Linked DNA regions of Homo sapiens: region 2 is linked to region 1. The links are chromatin loops, found by intact Hi-C in ENCODE. Cell type or tissue: HCT116. All regions are shown on one strand. Links, peaks and the distances in the headings refer to the core of each region. The heading gives the core; the rest is flanking DNA. Region 1 has its middle 210 kb from the start of LINC01911. Region 2 holds the start of LOC124906150 (small nucleolar RNA U13).

Region 1 (16,795 bases), core at 6,590-11,589:
TTTCAAACAAATAAATGGCCACTCTGGTTCAATATTACAACAGGTAGGAGTCATGCTACAAGAGTGCAAAAGGGCAGAATCCATCATAAATGTTAAAGTCTCTCATGCAATTCAGAGCAAGGAGGATTGGACTCATGGGTAGGATGTTGAGAAAGGGCCATTGAAATAGGAGAGTTCCCTGGTTGTCCTTGTAGTATGTGCAACAGGGTTGTGGCTTGCCTATTCGGTTGCTGCCACTGCTCAAAGCCCTGATGGGAGGGGGAGCATGCAGGTGGGCAGGTGCAGGAGCCAGGGCAAGCACTTTTGGGCTCCGGCCCCACAGCAGCATCTAGGGGTGGGTGTCTGCAACTCCCAAAGCCCAAGTGGGCGCATGTTACAGTGTGCTCTTTTAGCCTTGCTGTTGCAGATGGCTTAAGTGTTAACCAGCTCAATGGACTCTCTGCCTTTTCACAAGGGCAGAGGGCCAGTATGGCAGCTTTCTGTATCCCAAGCTCTTACCCCGTGTCCAAGAAGAATCAGGTCACACAGGGACTTGAAGGATGAATGCAGGGTTTTAGTGAGTGGTGGAGGTGGCTCTCAGCAGGACGAATGGGGAGCTGGAAGTGGGATGGAGTGGAAAGATGATCTTCTTCTGGAGTTTTGGCTGTCCAGTGCCTGAACTCCTCTCTGACTGCCCCCAGCCTGACTCCTCTTGGCGTTCAGACGTTCCTCCTCTTGTCTCTTTCTCTGCTGTGCCATTCTGCCATTTGTCTCCTTGTCTGCTCATCTGCTTTTGTCTCCTTCTGGAGCCTGGTGTTCAGGGTTTATATGGGTACAGGATAGGGGATGTGGCAGGCCAAAAGGCAACTTTCGGGGTGCAAAAACAGGAATGCCTATTCTCACTTAGGACCGTGGGTATCCACGCTTGAGGGTGGGGTCTTTGCCAGGGAACCACCCGCTTCCATCGGGTATTTCCCTGTCTCCCGTCTGTATTACCATGGAGGAAAGCAGGTCTCAGATGCATGTCTGGAGAGGAAGACAGGGCTCCCCTCAATTCCACATGTTAAAGTATCAGGCACAGATGTGGCCACAAGAGGTTCCAAGTTTGAACTGGTTATAAGAGAAGAGATGTATGACAGATTCCCTCCTTCCCCTATCCAAGCTCCGGTCCCCTGACTTCACCATCCAAGTGTTTCATTAAGAGGCCATAGCTATTTTTGCCTTCAACACAGGGGAGGAGCTGATCTATAAAGTTCCTGACGGTTTCTTGAGTCGTTCCTGGAGGAATATTTCTGTATTTGGGGTTGGGGATATGCCTGTAAATGACCAGATGATGTTTATTGGAAATAGGTGCCATGACATTTGGAAAAGAGGCAAGGATGGACACAGAGTTCTGGGGACTGATCAGCATCTTGCTCCCAGGAAGAAAAAAAGTGAGAAAAGTACCACTTTCATTTTGTTTGCCTTATTCTTTTGGTGCATGTTTTCTGTTTCTGATCTACATGTGGACCTCTGTTTTATTATCTACATGACCCCTCCATTTTGATTAATTCAGAGGTCACTGCAGACTGCTTTACTGTATTCATCTCCCCAAACAGGATTCCATTTGATCAAATTCCAAAACTAAAAGTTGTCCAAAATGATGTTAATCTTTCATTGATATTTGAACTGCCAGATCATAGTACCAATTGGTAGAGTCACATTTAAGTTAAAAGAGTAAAATATGTCAAAAAATACCCCTGTAGTAATCCTGTTTGTTAGAAAAACTGAATCACCATAGCTAATAGATTAATCATATTAAAACATAGGGTATTTGTTTTACCTGGAAAAAAGAGGGACATAATTAGATATTACATATAATTAAACTATATAATAAATATCAAGGCATTAGTGGCCAAATGACATATTGAAAGACGATAGGAGAGAAAGTCAAGAGACCCAAATTTCTGATCTTGCTCTTTATTAAGCTATAAAATGTTTAGTCATTTATAATACAGTTTTCTTGCCTATAAAATCAGATACATGAACTAGAGTATGAGAAGCTTTTTCAAGCATTAGTATTCTATAATTCTATATTGTAATGGTGTGGCTTATATAGTCTTGATATAAAATATTGTAATTCCCAATTTTCCAGGGGGAGGAAAAACAAATGAGCTGTGGTTCAGCTGAATATTAGTATTCACAAAAGCAGAAATATCTGAAGGCAAGCTCCAATAGTTCCCCCACCACCCCACCCCTGGAATAATAGCAGCTTTCTTTTCCTTGCATCTAGTCTGCTAAACCACCAATTCTATAGTAAGGATAATTAGAAGGAGATATGTTTGCAAGAGAGTGCTGGGAAACGTCCAGAATATGTTTATTCCAAGGAAAAACAGAAACTTATGCAAATTAACAAGACTGTTGACTTTGAAAATAGCATATTATTAATTCAGAGAGTACGTACTTAGCCTATAATAACTTAATAGTGTCAGAAAAGGGAAGGATGTTGCTTGCTAAGATATATCATTAGTTTGGGAGGTATGTTTTCAGAAATGCTCACAAGAAGGACGAGTTGAAACGAGTTTACCCATTTGTTTCAGCCCAGAGGGCTGTTTGGATAAATTCAGAATTCAACAAGTTTTTACATGTTAGCTCAAAAACATTTGTTTGGGTAGGTTTGAAATAACTCTTAAAAGGCCACAGTTTGGGCACCCTATTTTTTTTCTCTCCAGTTAAAGTCAATTGCAGAAGTTCTCTTTTACTCCATTCTCTTGTCCTTTGGTTTTTAGACTGCACTTCAAATGGTTATTGGCTCTATGAAAAACCATTAAATTTTTGGCTTATTCTCAAACATATGAGCCCCAGGTTGGAAATAACTCCCTTGTTTCAGAAAAGTAGATGCTATTGTTTCTAAATGATCCTTTCTCACTAAAGAACAGACTATAAAGAATGTCTTTCTTTTTCCACTGGTAAGTTATATGGAAATACAATCCTAAATTCAGCATTTTAAAATATGATTTTCAAAGAATTACACATGACATTTTAAGGCCAGCAACAAGTTTAACCTTTAGAACAAATAAAACAACATGAACCATAAGCATGTAATTTCAGAATGGAACACATTGCTTTCTGGCAGCCCTGCTAACAATTGGCTACTGTAGGTTGTGCAATCCTTCCAGTAATATGATTTCTATATATGTTGGGTCTGTTACAGTTAAAGGCTATAATCCAGGAATGTTAGACATTTCTGGTAATTTTTCACTATTATCCATCTTTTTTGGTAACAAAATAATTACTTTAAAAATGTGTATCAGTATTTTACAAGTAATCTAGTAGCCTATACCAATTGATTAATATATTTGGAATGATTCAAAAAGAAATAGACAATTTCTTAGAAAAAGTAAGTTAAGAAAAGTAATTTCCTAAGTCATTAACCTTTAAAGAGGAACTAGAATGTGGCACAGGAGGGAGATTGGGAAATCCACAGGTTAACTTATTTTGGAAATTGTATGCAGACTCCTTAGAGAATGTGTAGGTGGCACTTTGAGAGGCCAAGGCGGGCAGATTGCTTGAACCCAGGAGTTTAAGACCAGCCTGGGCAAAATGGCGAAACTCCATCTCTACTAAAAATACAAAAAATTAGCTAGGTATGGTAACGTGCACCTGTAGTCCCAGCTACCTGGGGTGTGGGTTGGGGTTGGTACTGAGGCAGGAAGATTTCTTGAGGCAGGGAGTTCGAGACTGCAGTGAACTCTGATTATGCCACTACATTCCAACCTGGGTGATGAAGGGAGACCCTGTCTCAAAAAAATAAACAAATAAATAAAAATTTCACTTTTGGTGAATTTTCTTTTCACAATTTGAATACACAGGACCAAGGATAAAATATATTGACATTTTACATTGTAGTGAAAGAAACACCTGATCTGATCCAAGGCTGAAACAAATCTAAGGTATTACAATGTTCTTTATACATTACAAGTTAATAATACAAAAATTAAATACTTATTATAGGCTATGAACTGATTACCTTATTTACATATTAACATATTTAATACAATACATCCATAAGGTGAGTACTAGTAGTACCATATATTAAAGACACTGGACATGGAGGGGAAATGACTTGCCCAGGGTTACACAGCTGGACGTGGTACTTTTGGATTTGAGCCTAGGCAGGGCTGAGCTCAGGGTCCCAGTACTCAACACAGCCTCTCTTGAGTCAAAGAACCTGAAAGGCAAATTAAAACTCATCAAGTCCAGCCGTCTACTTTTCTAGATAAAGAAACCGAGGCTCAGAGAGCTGAAAAAATGTCAATAAACCATAGCAAGTTAGCCCCAAGCCAGGAAGTAAATCTTGATTTCAAGGATCCCACTTGAGAACTCTCAACTTTGTTTATTTTCTTGGAAAAGCAAAGAAGCTTATAAGGCCTTTAAACATTTATAATTACATCATTCCTTCTCTTCTTCTGTCTAAACAGTCAGTTGAAGAAAAACTAACTGGAATTGTCATTGCCCACTTAGAGAGAGACGGGGTATGTGCCATTAGCCAACTGACCCAGGAAGCAGCTGAAGCTCGGCCAAAAAGAAAACTCACACATTTCAAGCAAAGCTCTCCTTTTCTCTAAATTCATTTTCCTTCTAGACTACATTTCCTTTAAGAAGTTTGCCTTCAACTATTTGTTTTGGAATAAACAGCACAACTTTGTTTTATCCTTTCTCTGTCTGTGTTGCTTTGGGAAAATGGAAAAGGACCAGATTACTGAGCTCCTGGAATAGTGTCTTCCTCATGGTGCTGTCATAACCTTTTTTTTCTTGCTTGAGGAAATCATTTCCATCAAGAGGGGGCAAAGGTAGGAAGAAAAAGTAAAACATCTTTTATGCTTTCATGAAAGCCTTGAAATAGAATGTTAAAACTACTGGGTGACAGCAAAGTACTAGCATGCTTCATGCTTTTGGATTCTGTGATAAGAGGGAAGGCTGATGTTCATGTGCACAGTATACTCCCCTGAAATTCACAAGTATTTTATGGAAAATTGAAATATCATGAATAAATTGCAATCACCACAAGTATGAGAAGTTGTTTATTACAGGCTACAGCACAGATAAAATAAGCTTTGATACTGTGTGTGCCCCATTTCTGTAGATGTAACCTCCTTGCTTCCCTCCCACTGAAGTGAACATATTGAAATGCAAACGCTTGAGAGTCATGTTATTATAGAGTGACCATGCTGACATGCTGACCTCAAACTTCCAGCCTCCAGAGCTGACAGAAAGGAGTAGTTCTCATTTAAGCTACCCAGCCCTACAGTAATTTTTATAGCAGCCTGAACTAATACAGAGATACCAGCATTGAAGGAATTGTTAATGGACAAGGGGGTTAATTAAGAGCCTAGCCCTCTTGCCTCAAGTTGGGGAAGTATTAAAGGTCTGTCTAGTTCCAGAACTCAATTTAGAATCATCTGGAGTTTTATTGTGCAGCTCCACTGTTCTCTGCCCAATGGTACTGTCTTAACCTCCCTACAGGTATTTATTCTAAGGGTACTTCCCAACAAACTTTATTGGGGTTCAGAACACAATACCCCAAAGTACAGCACTTGCCTGCTGAGTACTTTGGACTGAAGGAGGCTGGAAGGGCTTCAGAAAAAAAGTTCTCCCTGACTTTCTCCCACTCTCCTTTCTCCTTTTCCCGTTTCTCCCCCACAGCAGGTTGTAGAAACCAGAACTCCTCTCCCCGCAAGCAAGCCATAAAACATAGAAAGGACTCTAAGCCAAGAGATCGTTCTATCTATGATTTGTCTAACAACCATGTTGTATATCACAGTGAGAATTCTAAAATAGATTCCTTCCCTTAGTTATTTGACTCTATTACTCATTCATTACAGATTACATCAAATCACAGTTTGTCATTTCCATACCCATGGATGTACTCAGTAGAATCATTTTCATAGTTGATATAGAGATACTATATGTTGCGTACAAAAAAGCACCATTAATGTTCTTTCTGAGAGAATAGCTTAAAGGAGCTCAGAGGCACCCACTTTGAAATAAATGCTGGGTAAGATTGGAATATTTTACGGAATACTGCCAGTCCTCATTTCATAGCTTTTTATTTAGATTGATAGAATGTGGCCAAAGTGGCCTCCAGCATAGGAGATTCATAAGCAAGACATCTCCATAGCAGGTCTTACAAACTGGACACCATTATGCTCCACAAAGCCTCCTCTCAGTCCTTGACATAATACCTTTGAGATTGCAGTTTAAGTAGCTAATATCACACACATGCAAATCATATTAGACATTTGGCATATTTGAGGGGAAATGAATACTTAAAATATTAATTTTGGCACAACTGTGGTCCCTGGAAGATAATGTTCCCGAGTTTTTAGGTGCCTGGAGTTCTCCTGGAATCCTCCTAACTGTCTTGTTTTTGCCACCTGTTTTCTACATCAAATTTGATGTTCTTGTGTAAAAGACATGGGTTACTTCTGGTAGGAATAAAGTGACATAAATATTTTTCAAAACTACCATGTAAATTCTATATCCTACCTCCTATATTGTTGATTACACTGTCATCAAACACACCCACTTTACCAGAGAAAGAATTCACAGGGCAAAAAAGGGGAGATGGTCTTTTCAGTACAGAAAATCCAGAAATTTCAGTTAATTCAAAGCTTTACAAACACATTATTGGATTGTAAAATAGTCTATCTTTGGCTCTTGCTCTTGAAAATAAAGGTTCCTTTGAAATACTGTAGAAATGAGAATCCTGTCCAGCTTCAGTTACCTTCAGGTTTTATATTTCCAACCTGTAAATAATTTTTGGATGACATCTGTGGCCATTGGCTGGATGTGTCTCTTCATGAGTTCACATGAATAAGCCTAATAACTGAGAGCTAGATGTTTAACTTCTGTATACATCAGTTTCCCTGATTGTAAAAGATTTAAGCTAATATGTAATAATATATGTGAAAATACTTTGGAAAGTGTATACAGCGGTCCACAAAGGTAAATGATTCTATTATGTGTTCAATTAAATTGTCCCTGATATTCTCAAAGAAAAGTATCAATGACATGGTGCTCCTTGGGCTTATTTTAGTAAAGCTGAAGGGGGTGGAGTGAGGAAAAAAGATGTTTCTGTTTGGTTCTTAACAAAGCCATTAATGCATGGGTGTAGCTTTTTAATGGATTTTGATCTTGAATTTGGGGTCCATTTCTTTACCTTTGCTTGTTCTATTAGGGCTGTAATAATTTACTGAGTTTTTTGGGGGTCCTACTACTTCATGTAGAAACAATTTTTTGGACACTAGTGAAAACAAAGACAAGAAAATGGAACCCTTCATTTAATATATAAAACAAATGTCATTTGAGTTCAAAGTACTGTTGTGGATATGGGAAGAAGTCTTCAGATGAAAGCATTCGATCAGAAAGACAGTGTCCTATTTTTGTTCAAAGCACCTCAGGCGGTCTTACCTGTCAAAATGATAAACTTATTTACTGCCTTCTAAGGACACAAATTTGAGTAAGCTCAAATTGTTCCTTCAAGTACTCCTATTACAGTTGTAGTTTTGTTAGTAATATTAAATTCAGCCAGAAGTTTCTTTTCCCCCCCACAGGGGAATACATACTTATTTGAGCTTTTAAAAGTTACCTTTTTTTGTTCTTGACTGAGGAACATGCTAGAAGGGTTAAATACTTTTTATTTCCAAAGTGCTATGTGACCATTATCCTGGACTCATAATACCTATACAGACAGGCTTGCATTTCTTGTCAGCAGCACCTTTAGGTCTCAAAGGACCAAAAGGGGTTAAGTGATTGTAAAGTGAGTTGCAGAGTCGCCTATCATCCTGCATTTAACCCAATGCTCCATGGTCGATTTTGCCTTTTTTCATGCAGACACACCTGCCCGTTTGCTTCAGAGACATTCCAGGGGCTTCACTTCTCTAGGCAGGCAGGCTCGTGACCTGGTTCAAATGAACACATTACTATTACTGGTTGGGAGAGGGCTTAGCATTCCATTTACTCTGAAATCATTTGAAAAGTTAGCCTTTCATATGTCAGGTGATAAATCTTGCATAATTAACACATTTAAGAACCATTTAGAGAGGACTTTAAGCATAATTGTAAGAAGAGTCATTTTGTGAAATGAAAATTGTCACCAATCTGAACAGCAATTATAAATACTTAAAATATGTCACAGGAACAATAGAGGGAAAGAGGGTATGATGACCATTTTTCCAATAAGCCCCATGAAAAGACTGTGCTTTGATTTTTGTTTGGTTTGTTAGGGAATATAGCAAAGGATAAAAAACTATGGCCAGCATTTATTAAGCGCCTATACCATTCAGGGCATTTTACAAAGTGCTTTATGTAAGTTAATTATATAAATTATTCTTTATAAGTCTTTGACATTTTGATTAGTTTTAAGATAGGGTAACTGACTCGGAGAGGTTATGCAACAGTGAGAATTGCTTTGCAATTCGATATACTTTGATTTGAATCCTATCTCTGGGCCCCCAATCTAGAGGCAACGTTGCCTTTGGAATCAATAGGCAGAAAGGGCAAGGGAGAGAAAGAGAGCTAAATTCTGTCCAAGGATGAAGAGTAAAATAGGAATATTCTAAATCTATGTAATGCAAGCCTATGGTCCTAGTGCAAGCCTAGTTTCCAAACAAAATTGTAGGTGCCAGAAAAAGGGTTAAAATTAAGCCAAGTTCAAAATCTAGCCCAAAGCTGATAAGCAGGAGGATTTGATTTGTGAGTGTGGCTGGGTAAGACTGGGCATGGCTGTCGTCTCTACATTAGGTCTCTGATCCACTATATATGTGTAAATTATACGATCTACTCTTGTACTGGGGATTACATGGTTCCTTGGGCACATAGATAAGAGCATAAAAGGTAAGGACAGGAGTTTTGTGTTTCAGCATAGAAGGCATCCTTTATAGCTCTGTTTATCAGCATTTTAGATGGGACCCCTCAGCTCCTGACATTTGAACCAATGAAGATCATTGGGTTTCTTGTTCTGGATTCCACCCCTTAGAGCAATCTTTTGGAGTTGTTTGTTTCTTTAGATGCTTATTTCTCTCTTGGTACCTAAACCTGCCACAGAACTCAGCTTTGGCCTGTGCCTCCATGACTGCTTTCAGCTCTCAGCTTCTGGAGTGATGTCTTTCCTCATTGGTTCCCTTTTATTGGCTGTGTTTGGACTCACCTCCATTCGGTGTTTTCCCTGACTTATGCTGTATCACATCCGCCTCTGCTTGGCTCCACTACCTTCCTTTTTCCAGTCCAAAGGCCCCTGGAGTGGGCCTTTGTGTTTTGTTTTGTTTTCATGAGCAGCTCCTTGCTGCCCCCTCCTGGCTCAAATTGCAATCAAGCCTTCATTTTGCAAACCAAAGTTGAGACCCAAACCTTGCTATTAGATAAACTGAACTCTGTTTCAGTCCCATAGTTTTGCTACTTGGGGGAGAGAAAAGATAATTATTCTCCCTCTCTCTCTGTCTCTCTCTCTTTGTTATACACTTTCTTCTTAGATCCATAACAATAAGAGCTTTTTCTCTGGCTTATCTTTTTAACATAAAACCTGTTATCTTTATTAATATAGTATACAAGCCTAATATTGAAAATTTGGAAAACACTGAAAGGCATAGAGAGAGCAAACATCATCTGTAATTCAGCTGTAACAGATAATCACCATTTACATGATGACCTTTCCTGTCTATTTTTTGTGTTTTTTGTTTGTTTGTTTGTTTGTTTTTGGTGGAGTCTTGCTCTGTTGTCCAGGCTGGAGTGCAGTGGTGCAATCTCGGCTCACTGCAACCTCCACCTCCCGGGTTCAAGCGATTCTCTTGCCTCAGCCTCCAGAGTAGCTGGAATTACAGGTGCCCACCATCATGCCTGGTTAATTTTTGTATTTTTAGTAGAGACGGGGTTTCACCATGTTGGCCAGGATAATCTCAGTCTCTTGACCTCGTGACCCGCCCGCCTTGGCCTCCCAAAGTGCTGGCATTACAGGCGTGAGCCACCGTGCCCGGTCCTGTATATATTTTTTATGTGACTCTTTATGCATGGTTTCGTAGTCTGCTCTTCCTCTTAGCAATATGTCATTAGCTATTTTAGTCCTTTTAAATACTCAGAGCCTCTTTTTGCAGGCATTCATACTTATCACTTTTTGGGGGGCTCAGATTACATTACATAAGATTATATAAACTTTTATTCAATTATTTAAGACTTAAGCTTCTGCAAGCTAGATTTTGGACCTATGAACAGAAGATTCTTCTGTATTTTCCCCATACTATGCAATATTGGGCTCTTATGCTGTGACGCTCAATAAATGTGGCTGACTGGCTGTTCCAAGTTCATGATGTGTTTTCCAAAATGGCGATAAAAATGGTAATGAAATGTTAAGTTATTCTCAGCTACTAAATTCCTAGTACCAGGGACATCATAAATTATCATTTTGATGATCAAAACTATTTAACCATAAATTTCAACTAAGTCACAATAAGGTATGAATCTCTCTCCAGCCCCCTTTTCCCCATATGTTTCCAAATTATATGCATCATGATTGAATTACCTCACAACTAATTAGAGCTTAAGAGAAAAATACAATATATGTGAAGGGAGTTTGGGGAAGTAACTAAATATAGAAGAATTATTCTAATATGAAGGGCATTTGGGGGAGCATTTACCCTCTGATACCCTTATTGCCAATAATTTGTCTGTCCATCTTGCTTGCTCTCTGGTCATAGTGAACATAATTTATAGGTATACTTTTCTGTGAGCTAGAAAGCCTTAAATAGGTTCAAAATCAATGCCGCATACCAAAGGAATGCTCAAAATTACCAGCCCTGATGCTATGTATATTTCTTGCTAATGCTTCTAATTTATAGAAGCTGATGAGGTCCAATAATCCCTCAAAGCTTGAAGGAGAATCTTTGGACAGTTCTATTCTCAGCTAATGCAGGGCTCTGGCTTGATGTGATAGGGGCCTCTCTATCTCCTCTTGGTTAAATACAAGAAACAAAATGTTAAATCAGTGATGACCGACTGAAGAAAACACTGAATTTATGTTAACTTTTTTATATTTAAATACTTAAATGAACTTGTTCACATTTAAAAAGCAGAGTACATAAACATGCTTTTTTTTCTAATCAGCAAACTTTATTGTTTAAAGCAGTTTTAGGTTTGCGGCAAAATTGAGTGGAAAGTACATATTTCTGACATACTCCCCATCCCCACACATATAGAACCTCCCTTGCTATCAATATTCTGCACCAAAAGTAATACACTTAGTGCAATCCATGAACCTACATTGGCACATCATCACCTGGAGTCCGTAGTTTACATTAAAGTTTGCTCTTGGTGTTGTACATTCTATGGGTTTTGATGAATATATAATGACACATATCCATCCTGCAATATCATACAGAATAGTTTCACTGCCCTAAAATCCTCTGTGCACTGCCTGTTTATCCCTCCCTCCCCGTAATCTCAGGCAACCATTAATCTTTTTGCTGTTTCCACAGGTTTGCCTTTTCCAGGTGTCATATAGTGCAATCATACAGTGTGTAGCCGTTTTAGACTCACTTCTTTCACTTAGCTATATGCATTTAAGATTCTTCCATGTCTTTTCATGGCATGCTAGTTCATTTCTTTTTAGCACAGATTAATATTCTATTGTCTGGATGTACCATGGCTTATTTATTCACTACTACCGAAGGACATCTTGGTTGCTTCCAAGTTTTGGCTATTATAAATAAAACATTTGGCTATAAACATGTTTGCATGTTTTTGTATGGACATAAGTTTTCAATTAATTTGTGTAAAAACCAAGGAGTACAATAGTTAGATCACGTGGTAAGAGTAGGTTTAGTTTTGTAAAAACTGCCAAATTGTCTTCCAAAGTGGTTGTACCATTTTGCATATCCACCAGAAATGAATGAGCATTCCTATTTCTCCACATCCTCAGCAGCATATGGTGTTTTAGATCTTGGCCATTCTAATGTGTCATGCTATCTCCTTGTTGTTTTAACTTAAAATTCCCCAGTGACATCTGACCTTGAACATCTCATATGCTTACTGGCTATCTGTATATCTTTTTGGTGAGGTACCTCTTTAGGGTTTTCGGTCCATTTAAAAAATTGGGTTGTTCATTTTCTTATTGTTGAGTTTGTTTCCATATTTTCAGTTGTTTTTATATTTTGTACGACAGTCCTTAGTCAGATGTGTCTTTGGCAAATATTTTCTCCTGGTCTGTGGCTTGTCTTCTCATTTTCTTGAAGAGCATGCTTTTAAAATACAGTTTTCTTTTAACTTTTTGCCCTACAGATGACCAATGCAGAAAGTTCCTCTTAACATAGTTAGAAAATAGCTGTTTAATCAGAGAAATGGAATAAATTACATTTTCCTAACTATTCATGCTTCTAAATCAAGAAATTTAAAATGCACTATGGTCTATGGACACGTAATATCTAGCTGTGCCTTCCTTAAATGTTAAGTGGCTGTGACCTTGCAAGAAAGAATACAGCAAAGAGACTTCTGTTTCTCTAACCTTATGCCTTATACCTCTGAATGCACTGCTTTTCTGAGCACTATTTCCTGTTCAGGAATATTCCTGTCCAAGAAGACAAAGGGCTTTTTTTTTGTTTAATCCTAAAGAGGACTACCATGACACAGCCTAAGAAACTGAGATTAAAGATGAAAAAATATGGTATTATATTTCCATTCTCTATCCAACATTCTCAAATATCTTACAAATGTTGGTAAAAATAATTTTGTGTGATATTCTCTATAGGGCAAAACATTAAAAAAGAAATGTTCACTCTGTTCATTCTCTCTACCATGTAAAATAGTCTCAAAAAAGAAATAGCTTCACAAATTTCTTTAAAAGTGCTGTTTGTGTCATTTTTCTTTTTCTCCTTTTCACATTTTCTTAGGTATTTTTTGAGTGTAGCTGAAAGTTATGTTCAGCGTTTGAATTCCATGTAATTCTTTGTGTCTTCTCTGCCTGGTCATGATAGAGAATAGAGAGGATAATAAGATTCAAATTTTATAAAAGCTGTATGTGAAAGTTAATTATAGATATCGAGTGCATTGTGCTGTTATGTAATTTCCCCTTTCTACTGTATTTTGTATAGGTATACTCATAATTTCAGAAGTATTCAGGCAATTTTAGATGAAATCAATTGGGTATTTAGGCAATCAGATCATTCCAGTAATAAGTACACACACACATGGGCACACATACAATATCCTTTTTGATTACTCAGTGCTATAGAAGTGTTTTATTATTATGCACATAGGCGTAGTCTCTGTCTCTTCCCACCCCCTTCCTTCTCTTCTCCTGATATCCCTGTCCCTTGAAATGCAAAGGAAGACACAGAACTCTATTATAAAAAATTTTAGAGAACTATGACCTTTCTTGGCAAACACAACTCTCCACAAGAGAGTTGTCTCTTTTTTCCATTTCATCTTTCTTCATGATAAACATAACAATCTTTACTCTCTCAGTAGAGAGAGATATTATAGGAGTTAACAAGCTCATAATGGAAGTGGACTTTGTGCTTCTCCTAAGGGAAAGATTAGATAGGTTCAGAACCCTGCATGATTACAATAATTTGAGAAGAGCTGTTCTTGTTAACTACTTTATTTAAGGGTGTGTTAGAACTAGAACTCCAAGCTCCTCAACCTGTCAATAATTAGATGTGCTAGAAAATACCTCTATACTCCTAGTGCCTTCAGTATGTTTAAATTGGATGAAGTCACAGTTATTAACATGATAGGCAGTGACATCATTGGCTCCTTAGGCTACATTTCTCCCTAAACATGGCTGCACAGGAGAATGATTTTGGATAGTTGCATCAGATATTGCTGCATTTTGTGGATCTGGATAACATAGAAGCTTCCTCTTCCTCTTCTTTATTGAGCTTGGTGTCTCAGCCCTGAAATAAATTCTCAGAAATCATTAATAAAGTAATTAAAAAATGTTCTTGCCATTTCTGTGATCTCAGATTACAGCAGTTATGGTAATTGCTGTTAGTGACATGCACTCTACCCAGAGCCTATTAAGGAGACTTTTATGGGCCTCTTTTTTTTTTTTTTTTTTTTTGCCATCTTTGCACCTAAAAGCCTGTAAAGGAAAGAGGGTGCTAAGGATATTAAGCCTCAGCACTTGCTATCACCTTGCTTTTTATGGCGTTTATAAGAATGCTTAGAAACTTTAGTCTTAGCTCATTTACACAGCTCCCTCCCAGGTCACTGAGGCAATTGCCACCTATAGGCAGTTTGTGTGTTCTAATTAGGCTTCCCTTAAAATTTACTTAGAGAGCAAACTACTATTACTACAGTGGGTAGGAAAATTTTAAGGACTCATCATTTGCCTTCTGTGCTGGCTGACAATAGGCCAGTTGAAAATTATCTTTTTGGGATATCCATAGCCATTATACCTGAGTTTCTTAGGGGCTCTTTCCCATAAGGCCCCTCTATGGAAGTAGTATCTGGCTCTGGTCTTTCTGCTTCCTATTTGAATGAAGCCAAGAAGCAGGATTATCTCTCGCAGAGAACTTTATGCATAAGGATCCAGTTTGGGCTCCCTAAAGAGCCTGAGGCTGGCTCTAAAAACAGGTTGGATTTTTTTATTTCAATTTACTGTGTAGTTAGCCATTTTTTCACACTGTCTTGGTAGGTGTACATTTTCTTTTTTTCCCTTCTTTCCTTTCTTCTTCTATTATATGTATTTATGTGTAGTTCTTTTCTGACCAGGAGCCTAGCTTGGCTTATAGGCTGGAGTGCAGTGGCACGATCTCGGCTCACTGCAACCTCTGCCTCCCGGGTTCAAGTGATTCTCCTGCCTCAGTCTCTGGAGTAGCTGGGAATACAGGTGCATGCCACCAAGCCCGGCTAATTTTTGTACTTTTAGTAGACACCGGGTACCATGTTGACCAGGCTGGTCTTGAACTCCTGACCTCAGGTAATCCGCCTGCCTTGGCCTCCCAAAGTGCTGGGATTCAAGCATGAGCCACCACGCCCAGTCATTTTTTAAATCGTGTACGGCCTCACTGTCTTTTTGAAGGTGGACATTGTTTCAGTGATGACTAAACCTTCCGTGGGTCCTTTAGACATCAACATAGAGAGATCACTGGAGTCTTAAGAAAGCAGAGTCTGAAATGAACACTATAAAAAACAGGCTTACAATTAAGTTTTAATTACACAAGGAAAGGCTAGGTTCTTTCTTCAGTAGATAGAAGCTTGGATTTTTGGAATTAGTGTCAAGGCCAGGGTAGGAATGGTATTTGTTGGAACACAAGGAGAAGGAAAGAGTAAATAGTCTTCTTTTCAAGTCAGTTTGTGGTCTCTTTGCTTATAGAGAAGCAAATGGAAGAGACAGCTGAGAGATGATCTCAATTAGTTTGGAAATCTATGAACAAACAAGTTGAATTATTTTCATCTCATAGACATCTTTAGCAGTGTCAGAGTAGTATTAAACAAAAGGGGAAAATGTTGCCTTTTTTGAATTGTTAAAGTTACCTAGAATTCCCTTTAGAATAAAATTTTTCCATGTATGAGAGAGGGTACATCTAGTGATTAAGAGCTTGGCTTAGAAGCTAGATTATGTAGATTCAAATTTTGCCTTTGCCTAATGACCTTGGGCAAGCTTCTTTATCTATAGTTCAATTTCCTAATATTATAATGGGGTTAAAAATACCATCCACCTCATAAGGTTGTTATGTGAATTAAAAAAGCAAATATTTGTAAAACAACTAGAATGCTGCCTGCCATATACCAAGCACCTTAAAAATGTTTTCTTAGTGAATGAAATGTTCAACCCTCTCTAATAAGATGGAAATTTTAATCTTAGCAGGAAAAGGAGGAGTGGCAGTGAAAGTAGCTTATACAGCATTATGCCAATGTAAGATGACATTGCTTATGATTTACATTGCATGAAAAGAGTTTAGATATACGTTTTGTGGGTGGTCTGTAAATTTTATTGAATGATTAAGCACTCTGCTTAGTATTTGGTCCGCATTGCTATTTTTCATATAGATTCTATTTTACTAAACCTTTTTATTAGATTTGAACAAATTATGGTCACAGTGGCTCCCAGGATCTTTTACCATAGAGTCTTGCTATAGGAAGCACTTAGATACAGGCATTAAATTGTCATTTATTGATAAGAAGCTAATCTTGGTGAATTAATTTTTTATTTATACATTAACCTTTAATAGTCATTTAACTTCAGAAATAATCATAGGCCTATGGTCTTTCAATCTTCCAGTTAAGGTATTCTAAAATCAATCTTTTCATTTCCAGAAATAAATCCAGTGTGATCACGTCATTTCCCTGTTTAGAGCTATTTAGGATCTCTCCATCCACACAAAATAAAATAAAGTGTATTAGTTGGCACACAAGGCCTTTAATGATGAGGTCCTATCCTTTTTGGCCTAATCTTTTAGCATTTTTCCCCTGTCTCTTCACTTTAGTTCTAGAAATACCAAACTTACCAGGAGTTTATACTTTCATCTTTGCATCTGACAAAAGCTGTTCTCAGTACCTGTAATGTTTTTTCCAACTCCTCACTCTCTTCTTTCTACCTCTCCTCTTAGCCCATGTGTCACATCTTTACACTTTAGCTCTCTTTAACAAAACTCCTAGGGATACTTAAGCTCCTCATCCGTGTTACCGTTTTAATAAAAATAAGCTAACCTTCTACAGTGCCTGCTATGTACGAGGCTGTATTCCCATTGGTTTACATATATTAATTCATTTAATCTTCATAATAATCTTGTGAGGTTGATATTTACCCATTTCACAGACAAGGAAACTGAATCGCCATATG
Region 2 (16,795 bases), core at 4,002-9,001, 290 kb before region 1:
TATATTTGTTACATAACAAGAAGCCAGGAAGTAGATGACTACTCTCTTTGATTTAGTGCCTTGATGGTGGAAGGGCGAGAATCTTTTTACTTTTTCTTTATATTTGTTACTTTTTGGTCCCAAAAAATGTCTTTCAGTCCAAACACCACGTATGTATTCAAGATAGAAAGAAGGTAGAAGGGGAATATGTTAGAGCCTTCTTCTTTTTTTTTTTTTTTTAGGAAAGGAAACATTTCCCAGCCACATCTCCATAAGTCTCATTTGCCAGAGATAGGTCACATGCCCAAGACTAATTTCAAGGAAAACTGATAAATTGTTGACCAGATGGCTGTGATTGGCTTAGTCCAATCAGGATCTATCACCTTGAGCAGGTAGTAAGAAAAAAGAGGAGGAGGATATTGCAGAGGGTGGGCTAATGACTAACACAATTGAGAAACTATCTGAGGAATTTCATCTGCTGATGACTGAACCAAAAATTATACCCTTTATAAGATAATCATTGAACAGTCATCAGTAGAAGGGGTGATCACCATTATCTAATCTAATCTTAGCTTTACTACATGTCATATATTTTAAAAATCTTGATTTTTCAAATCTTTTTTTTCAAATACATGACATGAAGTAAAGCTAAATGTATATCAGCTTGAAACGGTTTGATAGAAAAATAAATGGTACAGCTAAAAAATAAAGCATTATTTCTCAAACGAATCCATTTCCCTGGGAGAAGAGACCAAAACTATCTTGGTTGATAATGCATATTTACTTTGCAAGATAATTTCAGGGACTACATCTCAAAATGTCTCAAGTACTCTTAGTTGAGATATTCTGTTTCAAACATCTGCTGCTACATTTGCAATTCTGTTACACTTGCAACACAGACTTTGCTATTCACTATAAATTCTGATCGTGTGCCTTCCTCTCATTTCAGTTTAATGAATTTGTGAAAAGAAAGTATTTTTGCCTCCACAGATAGACACAGTCTTCCCTTCCTTACCTTTTGTACACCTTATCAGTATAATAGCTAATATTTATCCAACACTTATATGTTTGAAATGATATTAACTAATTTCTTGTTCACAACAAATCCATGTGGTAGACCGTTTTGATGCCTACTTTATCATTGATGTAACTGAGGCACAGAGACATTAGGTAACTTTCCTGATTTATAGATTTACGCAGGTGATAAAAGATGGAGCTGGAATTCAAACCTGGCACTCTGGCTCTAAAGCCCAATTTTTTTAACCACCAGCTAAGAGATACTTTTAATCATATGTTATTTTGTTTTATTCTGTTTCCTAGTCTGTTAACTCCTTGAAGGTTATATACATTGTTTATGTAATGTTAGGGCCACTATTTTTAATGATTCCAATAGTCAACTTGCACCTAACTTTTAAAAGTGACTGACTTATACTTGGCAGGTTTCTTTTATTTATTTGTTCTAAAACTTTCTTATTTGATATTATTTCAGACTTTGAAAAGGTTAGAAAAGCAGTACAAAGAATTCCCATATGCTCTTCATTCAAATTTCCAAATGTTAACATTTTACTGCAATTGCTTTATCATTTTAGCATCTGTTTATCTATCTAATCTATCTGTCTGTTTCTGTCTGTCTCTCTGTCTGTCTATCCATCCATCCATCCATCCAATCATCCATCCCATTGGCTAGAACTTAGCCACATGGTTAAACCAGGGAGATTAGAAAATCCAGCTCTTTTCTGGATGACCATGTGCTCTGCTAAATTTTGGGTGTTCTATTACTAAAGGAGAGGAAGAAGGGGAGAATGACTATTTGGAATTCTCTGCCACAATAATATCCCTTATACAATAGGTTTGTCTTTTGGATTAAGCAGGTGATATGTTCCAGGCAGTGTGGAATTACATACACTGCACTTTTTACTTATTATGTGTCTAGTACCTGTTAGCTTTTATTATTTTCTTAATAAAGTACTGGTTTATTGCAGGCTTTCTTGTTCTGCTTTGTCTTATTAGTGACCTCCACCTATCATTCTGGAGCATGATATTGATGTTTGAGGGCCACGGAAATGAAAGTTTCTATACCAGGATATCCATTACTACATTCACATGGACCATAATTGAAAATACTTAAGAGTTTTGCATGTCTCTGAAGTTCAACAAGAGGCAGTTTTTAAAGCCTGTCAGAACAATGTGATCTTAAGTAAATGTTACAAATTCCTTGTCCATTTTTATTCATGTATTAGATCATACTTTGCGGAGGAGGAGAGACCTTTATTTAACTTGTACATTTTCATTCATAATGCAAATTGGCTTGAAGTATCCCTTTTCCTCCAAACCTAGGACTTCTAGTTTTTGCAGTAGAGTTGGAGTACTGACCCTCAAATATGAAAGAGTGGCATGAGAAATTTTAAAAATTTGATGAACTGATAGATGCTACAATTTTGACCTTTTAAGGTTTATTATTATGGTAGTCAGCTCCACGTGGGGAGATAAAAAATAAAGAAGGTCAAGATATATGACTACTTGAAAGAAAGGACTCACGGTGTATAAATATGAAAAATTCATTCATGAGTCTTCTGCGATACCTGTTGACATACAGTCTCCAAATTTCAACTAAACAGATTCTATCAGCTCATTTCTAATAAAATATTTCCAATTGCATGTGTCCTCTGGTGTTTTTACAGATGTAAGTTATGAAACTGTGAAGCAAGTTATTCATACACATATACACACAAAAACATATATATAATTTCTAATTTTAAATATTAGAAACAGTGACTAAAATGTAAGTGTGTTTCATCTAATTAAGGACATGAATTCCTAGGGAATGTGAAACACTTTGGAGGGCTTTTGATGTGCTGAGAGTCTTTTACTGATAATTGCCTAAGGACATGGTTGCTTTATGAACATAGAAGAGATGAGGTGCTCTAGTTAAAAAAGAAATGGTGACTTTTATCATTAAATGCATATATCTATTAAATGGCTGGGTTTTTTTCCCCCTTGTAAATTTGAGAGAAGGTACAATGGTTATAGGAAGGTGCGTTTTCTAAAGAACTGGGGAGAAAGCAGTGATGGAGAAGAAAATGTATAGACTTTGACCTTAAGTTGACTAAGACTTGAGCTAGTGTGTGTGTGTGTGTGTGTGTAACTCAGTTATTTACAAACTATAAGGCCTTGGGCAGTTTTTCTTACTTTCTCAGGGCCTCAGTTTTCTACTCTTTCTATAAAAGGTTGATGCGAGACCATTCCTTGATAGCTTGTTTTGAAGCTATCAAACAAATATATATATGTATATATATTCATATATGTTATGTATATATTATGTATAAATATATATGTTATATACTATGTTTTGAGGGGGAAACACACACATATCTGTTTTTGCTGTCTATTTTTATGTAAGAAACCATTCCAAAACTTAGTTGCTTAAAGAAACAGCAAAATTTACTTTGCTCATGAATTTGCAATTTGGGAAAGACTCAGTGAAGACAGCTTTCCTCTACTCCCCTCAGCATCAAAGGGTGGGCTAGAATCATCTGCATGCTCACTCATTCATGTGTCTGGAGGTGGATGCTGTCTGTCAGCTGGGTCCTCAGCTATGGCTGTGGTTGGAACACCTATTTGGCCTCTCCATGTGTTCTGAGTCAGATGTGTACTTGACTATAAACTCTGTGTATAGAATTTGTTCTCAACACAATGCCTTTATTTCAATGAGGAGAATTGCAAGAAAACTATCCATGTTCTTGTGTGTGCCCACATACTCTCACACACACAGACACAGACACTTCGGGGATGGGGGGATGGGAAGGCATAAGCTGTGTTGTGTTGCACAATATAGCTTGGAAAGACACATTCTATTTGTTAGAAGAAGGTCACTAAGACCCACCCATTTTCTTTATTTATATATATATATATATATATATCTTTTTTTTTATTATACTTTAAGTTCTAGGGTACATGCGCATAACGTGCAGGTTTGTTACATATGTATACATGCACCATGTTGGTGTGCTGCACTCATTAACTCGTCATTTACATTAGGTATAGCTCCTAATGCTATCCCTCCCCCCTCCCCCTCCCCCCACCCCACAACAGGCCCTGGTGTGTGATGTTCCCCTTCCTGTGTCCAAGTGTTCTCATTGTTCAGTTCTCACCTATGAGTGATAACATGCAGTGTTTGGTTTTTTGTCCTTGCGATAGTTTGCTGAGAATGATGGTTTCCAGCTTCATCCATGTCCCTACAAAGGACATGAACTCATCATTTTTTATGGCTGCATAGTATTCCATGGTGTATAAATGTCCAACAATGATAGACTGGATTAAGACCCACCCATTTTCAAGGAGACAGGGAAGAGACTTTGTTTACCCGTTGATTGGAGGAGTGTCAGAAACTTGTTGACATGTTTTAAAACAGCCACATGGCGCATCGCAAATGCTCATAGCTCCTTTCTTTCCCTTCAAATCTTCTTGCCAATCTGTTTTTGCTTAGGATAACTCATTCAACCTATTACATAGTTTGAACCGCGAAGTACTGGGTATTTATTGGTGAACGAGATAGACAAATTCTATATTCGTTGAGTTTATAGTCAAGTACACATATGAATAAAACTATGTGCATTTATTCGGGTATTTCTAAACATTTCCTAAGCACCTACATTGGGAAAAGCCCTCTGGTGTGCACTTTGAAAGATGTTGCTGTGAGGCGCATGTCCTCAACTTTCCTCCAATCTAGCAGGGGGAATGAAACATGCATAGTAACAATTGAAGTAATGTAGATTGTGATAGATATTGTAAATGAAGATTAGCTAGGGGAGATCAGAGATGAAGAAATTATTAGGAATTGGGTGGTTCAGGGAAGACTTCATGGAAGAGGTAGCATGAGAGCTGTGATGAGAAAGATTTGAATGTGCACCATATGCGAAAAAGCTCTTCCAAACTTAGAGTTCTTTAACATTTGTAAATAGTTTTACAGTTCACGAAAAGCTTGTGTATAATTTATCTTACTTGATTTTCCAAGTAATCATGTAATGTTGCATGCTATCATTTTATTATCAGCAGCATTTTAGGTATTATATATATTATATATATGGAATTATGTATATTATATATATATGTAAAATCAATGGATGATGAAATTGAGACTCATGGTACTAAAATTACTTTCTCAAGGATGCACAGTTAATAAATGAAACATGATGGGAAATAGGAATTTACTTGATGTTTTGGTTTGGGCTAAATCATAAACAGCCTTGAATGCCAAGACAAAGGTGCTCAGGTATTATTTAGTAACCAAAGCATGTTTATTGGGCAGCAGAGAGACATAAACAAGACTGTGTGTTGGGAAGCATATTCTGCAACTAGTGTCAAAAGTAGATTAGAATGAGAATTCTTAAGAGGAATGAAGTGATGTTATAATAGCAATTTATGTCAGTGGTAATGAGCCGCTGATGTGGTGGGGTTTTCATGAGGCTAGAAAAAAGAGGTGCATTTAGAAATATCATGGGGGAGGAATTGATCACATTTCAGCAAGCAATGATAAATGTCAAAGCTGAAGACAAGATTTTAAGTCTAAATGATTATGACATTGACATTGATATTTGAGAAGGTTATAGCACACACAGCCTAAAAGAAGAGAAGGAGGTTTGTGTTGTGTGTGTGCATGTGTAAACGTATAACCAGGGTGATGTAGTAGGTTTATTTTTATATATTGCATTCTAAATTTTCAGAAAGATTAGCACATAAATGAGGAAATCTCCATATGTTGGGGGTTGGAGGATGAAACCATGAGTGAGAAGTGCATCTCAATATATGGGCGGAGAGAAAAATATTTCCACTGTCGATCTAAAAGGGTACAAGAAATTATCTGTGATGCTGGGGAGAACAGCCTCAGATTTATATGTTTTGGAAAATTTGAGAGTGTTGTGTGTAAATTCATTAAGTTGACTGGCCCATCTCTTGGTTTAGAGGCACCATTGCATTATGAGAAAAGCATGGAGTCAAGATTTGAAGTCAAGATTTGAATTTAAATTCTAGCTCTGTTCTGTTTGAACTAAATTAATTTAGACAAGTTGCCTGAACTCTGAGCTTCAGGTTTCTCATCTACAATATGAGGTTACTGATGCCTACTGTGTCAGAATAAGAGAAAGAAATAAGAATACATGCAGAGTACAAACTAAAGTGTTAGCAACAGTAAATGCTTAATAAGTTTTAATTCTAATGATTACATTGATAAGGCAAATATAAACTGAAAAAGTTTTTTATAATTATCTTGTCTCAGAGGCTAAGAATTAGAAGACCCAAGCTCTAGAGGGCGCTGTGGAATTGAGCTTACTCCTTAAAGGACCCTAACACCTGGAAACCCAGGAAACATAAAAACTGCTACTTTATTTGGTGATTGAGTACTGGCAAGCACCGAGAAACTCGGCAAGAATGAAAATAGTTATTGTATTTTGTCATTGCCATTATTGTAGTAGTGTTGCTTAACAATTGTTTTCATTTTCTCTTTTTAATTACATACTTATATATAGGTTCGTGTGTGTGTGTATTCAGGAAATCAGGTAGGCTATAGCAAAAGCACCAGATTTGAAAAACAAAATGCTGACATTCACATCCTGGCTCTTCTACTTACTAACTGCATTACTTTACCTCTGAACTTTCTCATTTGTTCAATGAAACTAAAACCCATCCTTACTGTATTTATGAACCTTGATTTAAGGTATCTGAAAGCCCTTTATAAACTGTAAGCTATAGATGAAATAGTGTGGTTTATTCAATTATAAAATAATTTGCATTTATGTCATGTCCGGCAGGATTTTACCTAGAGTGCCAATAACACATAGCCTGGAATTCTGCTTAGAGAATTCAAAGGCTGTCTGTATTTAGTAAAAAAAAAAAAAAAAAAAAAAAAGTAACATGATTGCTTAGCAATGCTTAATGTGGTGTGGGAGGAAGAAATATCACATATTTTCTAGTCTTAATTTGTAAGTTGGTGTTCTTGCTTTTTGCTTCTTTTGATTCCTATCAACTAAAATATGAGGACCCAGAGTGTTTTATACACTTTTCTTAGCAGAGTAAGGAGATACATGAGTCACATATTGAAGCTCCATCCTGCTGGTAGGACTCATCTGAGGCAGGCAAGGGGATGGTCATAGGAACAGCTCTTTGAGGAAAAAGCCTAAGACATTTTACCAGACTGAGATAACTAGATTTTTGGCCATGAACTGCTCCTCATCTGTGCCTTATGTATCCATGGTGTTGGAGAATATGCTAAAACAAAGCCTCGTCTCTTCTCATCCATTAACTGGTTATCAGTTACGAACTTTGATCTGCAAAACATCACTGAAAAAAATCATTGTTGATGAGTCCATTTTGACCAAAATTTAATTTCAGTTTGATCCCTAAGATCATTAGGACCACTGTGAACTTAACCACATCTAAAGCCTCCACTCCATATCGCACTCTACCCGTCCACTCTCCTCCCCTCCCTTTTTTGTCCCATGCCTCCCATCCCCTCTTTACCCTACCCTACCCCACCCCTCCTTTCTTCTTCTTACCTCACCTCACCCTACCCCTCCCCTTCCCTTCCCCTCCCCTCCCCTCTTCATCTTCACATCTGTAACATTAGTGAACTCTGTCCATGCATTGCTCTAAATTCTCCATTGGATGGCTTCTGATCCAGTTCCTTACTTTATATGCCCCTTGGCATTCCCCTTATATCCTTTTTATTTTCAACCTCTTTAAATGTCAAATAAGCCATGGCATGAAAACCAGTGAATGATGATATAGGTCATCTTGATAGCCTTTTAAAAAATGTATATAAATCCCACCAAAACCTTATATCTTTTAATGCACATCTGTTAATTCAAAGATTATAATGATATCAATAGTGTCTCTTTTGGTTGTTTAAAGGAGCTTCTCATATTATTCAATATTTTGCCATGAATCAAACCTTTAGAGATGCTTAAGTATAATATGATTTAATTTTAGTAAGGTTAGACTTAGGTTAAGACTGGTTTAATATTTATAGTTAAATTATTGCAAGAAGAGATAGAACAACTTCCTTTTTTCATTCATTGTCTTAATTTGAACCTGAACTCAATTAACTGAAATACATTGAACATCTGGCCTTTCAGACATGGAGTGGAAGTAAATTTTTCTCGGATGAATACATATTCAATGAGTTAAAAATTTTTTAAAAAGTGTAATAGATCAAGTTGATGAACGAAATGAGCGTGTCTTCCTCTACACCAATTTCACTGAAATCACTAAAAGATACGTATAGGCCTATAAAACAATTTGTATATCTATCTATTATTCTAAATTATGATGGAAATCAAGGAAAGATATAATCATTTGGTATAATTAGAGATTTTGATGAGTTGCCTAGAAGAGAGAAAGCAGATGGGATCGATCAGATTAATAGAAAATGCATCTCAAGTCAGGCAGGAGTAAAGTCCTACACAAGTAAAAGTATTTCCAGTGATGCTCCAAGGTCAGAGATAATAAACTAAAACACAGATTGTGTTGTCAGCAGGGCTGCGTTTAGCCCTACACAGGTACAGCCATACTAGTACTTTCATAATTAAAATGTATTACGTGAATTGATAAATAGCCACTACCATGAACCCCAGGGAAAAAGGACCCTGGAACCTCCCTATAACTTAGCATCCAAGGAGTTAACACTCAGCACACAAGTGGCCTTCAGGACCTCTCTGTCCTGAGTATTAAGTGACCAGTTGCCTACATTAAATATCACACCCGGTGTGGCAGAATGTCCAGGGACATTAAAAGAAGGCATTTGGGATGGCTGTCCTCCTCTTTTCTCTGGCCCACATCTTCAGGAAATGTCCTGAAGAACTTCCTTCTTCAGAGAGTGAATGGCCTGCCTGTGGACAGCTACTGACTTGGATATTGAGCCTGAGAAAGAAGCAGAGTAGAGCTTGAAGTAGCTCTGGAGTCTTCTCAGAAGATATTGAAGAAGACAGATGAAAGTGAGGTTTCTCCGGAGGATAGAACAATACTTAGCACTTTCTGAATATTTACTGTGTCCCAGACTCTGTTCTATAAGATTTTATATGTAAACTTATTCATTCCTTTCAACAACTCTATGAGGAAGGTTCCTATTAGTACCCTCATTGCACAAATAAGGAAACTAAGGCTCAGGGAGGTATAGATTCTTAGCAGAGGTCACAGAGCTAGTCAGTGGCAAAGCTGGGCTTCCAGTCCCACTCTAATCTGCTGCACAATCCTGCCTCTCAAGTTCATTGATGGGCTCCCTCCTGGATGAAGACATCCATACTTCAACAATGAGGAGGCCTAACTCCCTTGCTTCCTGATGACCACTAATATCTTTTCAACAGATTCCCTATTGGTGAAAGTAGACAGACTTGGTTTATGTTGCCTTTTACTTTTAATTGCATTTGTTATATAATAAAAAAATAAAATAAGTGAACTAAAATAATAATAATCTAGGGTAAGTAATGAACCTGGATAAAACAAGCAAACAGAAAAAAGAAATTAGGCAGTAATTAATAAAATAAGACTTCTAAATAACAAAATTATCAAGAATTAGTAAGCAGGAATTAATGCAATAAAAGCACTCAAGAGTAGATTTGATCAATAAAAGCAAAAGATGGTTCTCTCAATGGACCACCAACAACAAAAAGGTCTAACTAAAAATAAGTAACTACCTAGTATCAGAAACAAGTGAGAAAACATAATTATTGCTATGGAGAAGATTTTGAAGATGTAAAAAAAAAGTACTTTGGATGGCTGTAGAAGAAACTATTTTACTGACTATGTATATTATTTATTTTATGGAATATATAAATGGTCAAAACTGACTAAAGAAGAGATGAAAAGCTGAATATATAAATAAACAGGAAAAAATGGAAAAGGCGGTCAATGACTTACTTTTAAAACAGTTTTAGGTACAAATTATTGTAGCTGATTTTGACAAACTTATCAGAGAAAAAGAATACTTAAGTAATATTGTCTCAGTATTGAAATAGAAAGCATCTCAACTCATTCATAAATCTAGCATATCTGTTAGTAAATCAGTCAAGAATAATAAAAAACGATTAATTTTATTTATGAGTAAACAAAAAGCTACATAAAATATAACCCAATCAAATTCAGTAGCATCTTAAAAGAATCATACATCATGCTGCAGTTTTATTGAGCACGTATATGACTAGTAAAATACTCAGTAAATACTGGCTAGAAATGCCAGCATCACTCAACACTAGAAAATCCATGATGAAACTTATTAAAGATTTTAAGGTCATTCTCACAGTTAACACTTACTTGGTAAAATTTAATACTCTTTTCTGACAAAAACTCTTAATGAAATAGAAATAAAAGAAAATATTCATTATTAATAAAAGGTATATCTGTCAGGACTCTGTTGAGGAAACAAAAGCTAATCTAAGTATTTTAAACAAGAATTTAATATAGGAAGTTGGTTACTTTCAAAACTGAAGTACACTTGGCCGTATCTAATCTCAATAGAAGTTTCAGAAACACGTTAGTTGGCAGGACAAGAGAAGTGAAGGCCTTGGAAAGTCTACGATTAGATTTTAGGTTTTCCAAAGTTTTCAGGAAATTAGGAAGTTGCCACTAACACCCTGGTTAGGAACTGCAGGAAATCGCAGCTTCTGGTAACAGCTGGCCGCTGTACTGAGTTGGTTGACTCAGGAGGAGATGACAGGGATTGCCACAAAACCTCACTTCTGCTAAAGTTCGAAAATCTGCCCACTACTGCTGGAGGAGAAATGATGATTTATTTTTCCCTCCTGCCTTCCAGATCTCAAACAAGTACATCTTAATGGTGGAATCTAAAACAGAAACTTGAGGGCAAAGGATTTAAGAAAATGTTACCCTCAGGCTTCCAGCCCCTGTCGTGCAGGGACAGCATCAAAGGAAACTGGAATTCTAATAGTTTAATATAAACTGAAAACCTGTCACAATGAGGATTTGCAGACTTCTAGATAAATCTTAACAATCAATGATTGATAATTTTTTAAATTTATTTTTTAAAATAAATTTTATTGTGTATATTTGAAGTTTACCACATGATGTTATGGGATGCAACTAGATACCTATCAATTGTACGATGATTGCTATAGTGAAACAGATCAACCTTTCTTTCATCTCAGATAGTTACTTCTTTTTGTAACAAGAATAGCTAAAATATACTTATTTAACAAAAGTCCCTAATACAATACAGTTTTACTAACTTTAGGCCTCATAGTGTACATTAAATCTCTAGGTTTTTTCATCCCTCACATCTGCTATTTTGTATTCTTTGACCTACATCTCTCCATTTCCTCCCCCTCCTCACTCATGGTAACCACTGTTTCATTTTCTGTCTTTGTGTATTTGACTCTTTAAAATAAAGTTCCACATACAGGTAAAATTATGCAACACTTTTCTTTCTGTGTCTGGCTTATTATATTTAGCACAATATCCTCCAACTTCATTAATGTTGTGGCAAATGGCAGCATCTCTTTCTAAGGATATATATACACGTGTATATATATATACACGTATATGTATATATACGTGTATATATATATGTAGTTGACTATTCAACAATGTGAGGGTTAGGGGTACGAACCCTGCACAATCGAAAATTTGCATATAACTTTTGACTCCCCTACAACTTAACTAATAATAGCCTATTATTGACCAGAGCCTTACTGGTGATAACATTTGATGAACACATATTTTGTATTTATACTGTATTCTTATAATAAAGTAAGCTGGAGAAAATAATGTTATTAAAAATCATTAAAAAGAGAAAATATATTTACTATTCATTATGTGGAAGTGGATCACAGGAAGGTCTTCATTCTCATCATCTTCATGTTGAGTAGGCTGAGGAGGAGGAAGAGGAGGGGCTGGTCTTGCTGTTTCAGGGATAGCAGAGGCAGAAGAGGTGGAGGAAGTGAAATAGGAGGCAGGAGACAAAGGCACATTCTATGTAACATTATGGAAATAACATCATAATTTCTCTCTGACTTTTTTGCTTTTTCATGTCTTAAAAATGTTTTTATATGGTATCAATTCTTCTTCTACTATTTGCTTTAGTTTCAGTGCCTTTGTCCTAGAAGGGTCTCTGTTGTGAAAGAACACAAAAGCAATCTTGAATAATTGGAGCCTTTTTGCCAGATTGTCTAATGTCAATTTGTTTTATGGCACTGCTTCCCTATCTCCTCTTTGTCTGGCACTGCTTTGGAAGCATTCATCTCCATCACATCTTCTACTGTTAATGCCTCTGGTGTGATGTCTGTTAGATCTTGAATTTCTCCAGCGTTCATATCTTGAAACCTTTCACCCCAATTTTATTGCCAAATCTCCAATCTCTTTTATGTCCTTTATTGGCTCTGTTGTAAACCTTGTGAAGTCATGTACAACATCTGGACACAGATTTCTCTGGCAGGAATTTATTGTTTCAGGCTTGATGGCTTTCACTGCTTTTTCTATAACAATGATGGCATCTTTTATGGTGCCATCCTTCCAGACATTCATCATATTCTCTATAGAGAGTATCTTCCATAGCATTGACAATCCTTTGGTTAGAGTACCACATATAATGAGACTTACAGGCCCTTATGACCCCCTGATCTAGAGGCTGAATTAAAGGCTTGTTGAAGGCAAGTAGACCACTTCAGTGCCTTTGGTGTTGAACTCATGGGGTTTTGAGTGGCCTGAGGCATTGTCCAATGTCAAAAAATCTTTAAAAGGCAGTTCATTACTGGCAAGGTGCTTCCTGACTTCAGGGACAAGGCATCAATGAAACTAATTCAGAAAAAGGGTTGTCCTCGTCCAGGCCTTTGTGTTGTACAACCAAAAGATTGTCAGCTGGTGTTAATTTTTTTCCTTCAAGGCTCAGGAGTTAGCAGCTTTATAGATAAGGGCAGTCTTGATCATTAAACCCAACCACATTTGCACAAAATGGTAGAGTTAGCCTATCCCTTTCTGCCTTAAGTCCTGGTGCTTACGTCTCTTTTTTACTAATACGTGTCCTTTCTGGCATTTTTTCTTTCTAGAACAGGGCACTTTCATCTGCATTAGAAACGTGTTAGGCAGATACTCTTTTTCCTCGATGATTTTTTTTTTTAAATGACATCTTGGAACTCATCTGGTGACTCTTGGTCAGCAGAAACTACTTCTCCTGTTATGCTGACATTTTAATAAGCCAAAGCTCTTTATGAAATTATCAAACCATTCTTTGCTGGCATTAAATTATCCAGGTTTAGATCCTTCCCTTTCCTTTTGCTTTAAGTTGTCATATAATGACTTCACTTTTTCTTGAATCATTTTAGAGTCTATAAGAATGCCTTTCTTATATCAATCCTATACCCACATAAAAGCTGGGTTTTCAATATGAGATAAAAATATATTGCACAAAAAGTGCAAAGTTTTCATGTTTGCTTGCACAGTGGCACAAAAACCTCATAAATTTTATTTTTCTTTTCTTTTTTTCACAATGGTTCTTATGCTGAATTCTTTTATCTTGAAATGCTGGACAACTGCAGCTGTAGACCTCAAACTATAGTATCTATGAAGTAATTCAACTTTTTCTTGTAATGCCATGGCTTTTCTCTCCTTGGGAGCACGTCCAGCATCACTAGTGGCACTTTGTAGGGGGTCACATGGTGTTATTCAAAGTTTACTACATTGCACTAAACATGATGAGAAATACACAATAACCCAAGGTATCACTTTTTACTGTGATACGAAATTTACTGGAGACAAAATCCTCATCAGAAATGATTTGTGTCACATGGCTTTAAGTGGATACTCACAATACTTGGAATCACCACAGTAGTAACAGGAGGTGGCTACAAAGTTATTACAGTGGTACAATATGCACTTAATTTTATGCAGTTATGATTTAATACTGCATTTTTACGTTTGTTTACATTTCTCTTGACAGCAAACGGCTTCATATATGGTCTGTGCTTGTGTGCGTAAGTTTGGATAAATGTTGGTTTTTTTCTAATAGGTTTGTGTATATTTTATCATTGCAATTGATAAAACAGTGTCTCCATATATTTTATGCATTCATAACACATCTACCTTTTTCTTATTTTTTTAATATTTCTAGGTTATGTGGTTTGTCTGCAAGTTTTTTTTCAAATATTTGCAAATCTCCACACAATTTTCAACATATTTGTTGAAAAAATTCTTACGTTAGAGGATCTGTGCGGTTCAAACTGTGTTGTTCAAGGCCCAACTTTATGAATATGTAGATATACCACATTTTCTTTATCCATTTGTACACCAATGGGCATTAAGTTGTTTTCATTTTTCATATCTTGGCTATTGTGAATAATGCTGCAATGAACATGGAAGTGCAGATATCTTTATGAGGTGGTGATTTCTTCTCCTTTGGGTGTATACCAGAAAAAGAATTGCTGGATTGTAGAGTAGTTCTTTTTGTTTTTTTTTTCAGGTCAGATGGGTAATGTGCCAAGATCATAAAAAGGTTCAGAGGGTGGCACATCTCACACATTCTTGTGAAAACCCAATCATCGTGCTCATGAACTACAAAAAGATGAGTAGTTCTATTTTTAATTTCTTTAGAAACCTCCATACTGTCTTTCATAATGGCTGTACCATTCTAGAGTCCCACCAACCGAGTAGTAGGATTATCTTTTCTCCATACCCTTGTCAACATTTGTTATCACTTGTCTTTTTGATAGTAGCCATTCCTCCAGGTGTGAGGTGATCCCTATGATTTTAATTTTTACTTCCCTGATGATTAGTAGTGTTGGATACCTTTTCATATACTAGTTGTCCATTTTTATGTCTTCTTTGAGGAAATATGTGTTTAGGTCCTTTATCTAGTTTTTAATCAGGTTATTTATTTTTCTGCTATTGAGTTGAAAGAGTTCTTTATAAATTTTGGATACTAACCCCCTATCAGAAATGTGGTTTGCAATAATTTTTTCCTAGTCCATAGGCTGCTTATTCATTTGTTGATTATTTCCTTTGTTGTACAAAAGCTTTTTAGCTTGATATAGTTCCATTTGCTTATTTTTATTTTTGTAACCTGAGCTTTGAGTGTGATATTCGAAACGTCATTGCCAAGGGCAATTCAAGGAGATTTTCTCCTATGCTTCTCGGAATTTATGACTTCAGGTCTTACACATAGGTTTTTAAAAAATCTATTTTGAGTAGACTTTTGTATATGGTGTAAGATAAGGGCCTAATTTCGTTCTTTTGCATGTGAAAATCCAGTTTTCCCAGCACCATTTATTGAAGAGACTGTTCTTTCTCCATTGTGTCTCAATGATGAAAATTAAAAATATACCTATTGAAGTTAGCAATAAAAGGAAGATGTCCACTGATATTGCTGCTTTCAAAATAAATTCCTAGGAAATAAAACTAGATAAGAAAAAGGATTAGAAGTGTTATACTTCTAATATAACACTTATTAGGTGTTATAATACCTAATTAATTATATTGTATATAATATTTGAAATATATGCAATATTATCTGTTATATATGTAATATAATATAATTAATTTAATTAATTAGCAAAGAGAACAGTAAGTAGTCATACTTTATGGGAAATGGAAGAAGTCAGCTGAAAAATCCAAGAATTAGTAGTAAAAATATTTTAAGAATTTCTTCTAATTGATAAGAAAATAAAGCCTAAACAAGAAAATATAAAATATGAATTAGTAATTTATAGGAGAAATAAAAAGAATGAATGCAAATGTTGGTTATAACAGAGTTAAAACTTTAAACAGAAATGATTCTAATCTTTGCCCTTAAAAGTGACAAATATTAAATACATTGACCTTTGCCCAGGATTTATTATATGTAAAAAAACACATATGCTTACACATTGTGATAGTTTTATAAGTAAGCCTGGTCTTTTCTGAGAGTAATTTGACTCTGTCTATAAAAATGTATGTATATACTCAGCAATTCTAGCTCTAACCTAATGGAAATTCATTCATGCAAAAATATGCACATAAGAAAATGATAATTGAAGCGGTGTTCTTAAGCATAAGACTGGGTAATTTATGAAGAAAAGAGGTTTAATGGACTTCACGGTTCCTCAGGCTGTTCAGGAAGCATGGCTAGGCCTCAGGAAACTTACAATTATGGCAGAAGGCGAAGGGGAAGCAAGCACGTCTTACCATGGCAGAGCAGGAGGTTGGAGAAGTGCCACACACTTTTAAATGATCAGATCTCATGAGAACTCACTTACTATCACAAGAATAACAAGGAGGAGATCTGTCCCCATGATGCAGTCACCTCCTATCAGGTCCCTCCTCCAATTTGACATGAAATTCAGGCAGAGACACAAACATAAACTATATCATTCCACCCCTGGCCCCTCCCAAATCTCATGTCCTTCTCACATTGCAAAATACAATGATCCCTTCTCGACAATCTCCCAGTCTTAACTCATTTCAGCATTAACTCAAAAGTCTACAGTACAAAATCTTATCTGAGACAAGGTAAGTCCCTTTTGCCTCTGAGCCTGTAAAATCAAAAACAAGTTAGTTACTTCCAAGATAAAATAAGGGTACAGGCATTGGGTAAATGCTTCAATTACAAGTTGGAGAAATGGCCAAAACAAAGGGGCTACATGCCCCATGCAAGTTGAGAACCCAGCAGGGCAGTCATTAAATCTTAAAGCTCTGAAATAGTTTCCTTTGACTCCATGTCTCACACCCAGGGCATGCTGATGCAAGAGGTGGGCTCCCACAACCTTGGGCAGCTCTGCCTCTGCGGCTCTGCAGGGTACAGCACCCACAGCTGCTTTAACAGGCTGGCACTGAGTGCCTGTGG

The links. A loop is a pair of places that touch in the nucleus more often than their neighbours do. Peaks named below come from ENCODE experiments on the same cell type or tissue, not always from the same donor. Only the 100,000 strongest peaks of a DNase experiment are listed, where the experiment ranks them.
Region 2: a loop joins it to region 1, with 7 times the contacts of the local background. A loop is called at or near these places in 14 of 110 quality-filtered maps.

The regions. Positions count from the first base shown.
Region 1 is chr2:147,037,753-147,054,547 of GRCh38, reverse strand. No RefSeq gene overlaps it. Among named protein-coding and RNA genes, the nearest start is that of LINC01911, 210 kb to the right of the region's middle. In HCT116, for the core only: a CTCF peak has its summit at 9,308 (motif pointing left); a DNase peak (open chromatin) is centred at 9,287.
Region 2 is chr2:147,321,717-147,338,511 of GRCh38, reverse strand. LOC124906150 (small nucleolar RNA U13) reads right to left here and starts at 14,541; the gene lies at 14,437-14,541. In HCT116, for the core only: a CTCF peak has its summit at 6,282 (motif pointing right); a DNase peak (open chromatin) is centred at 6,311.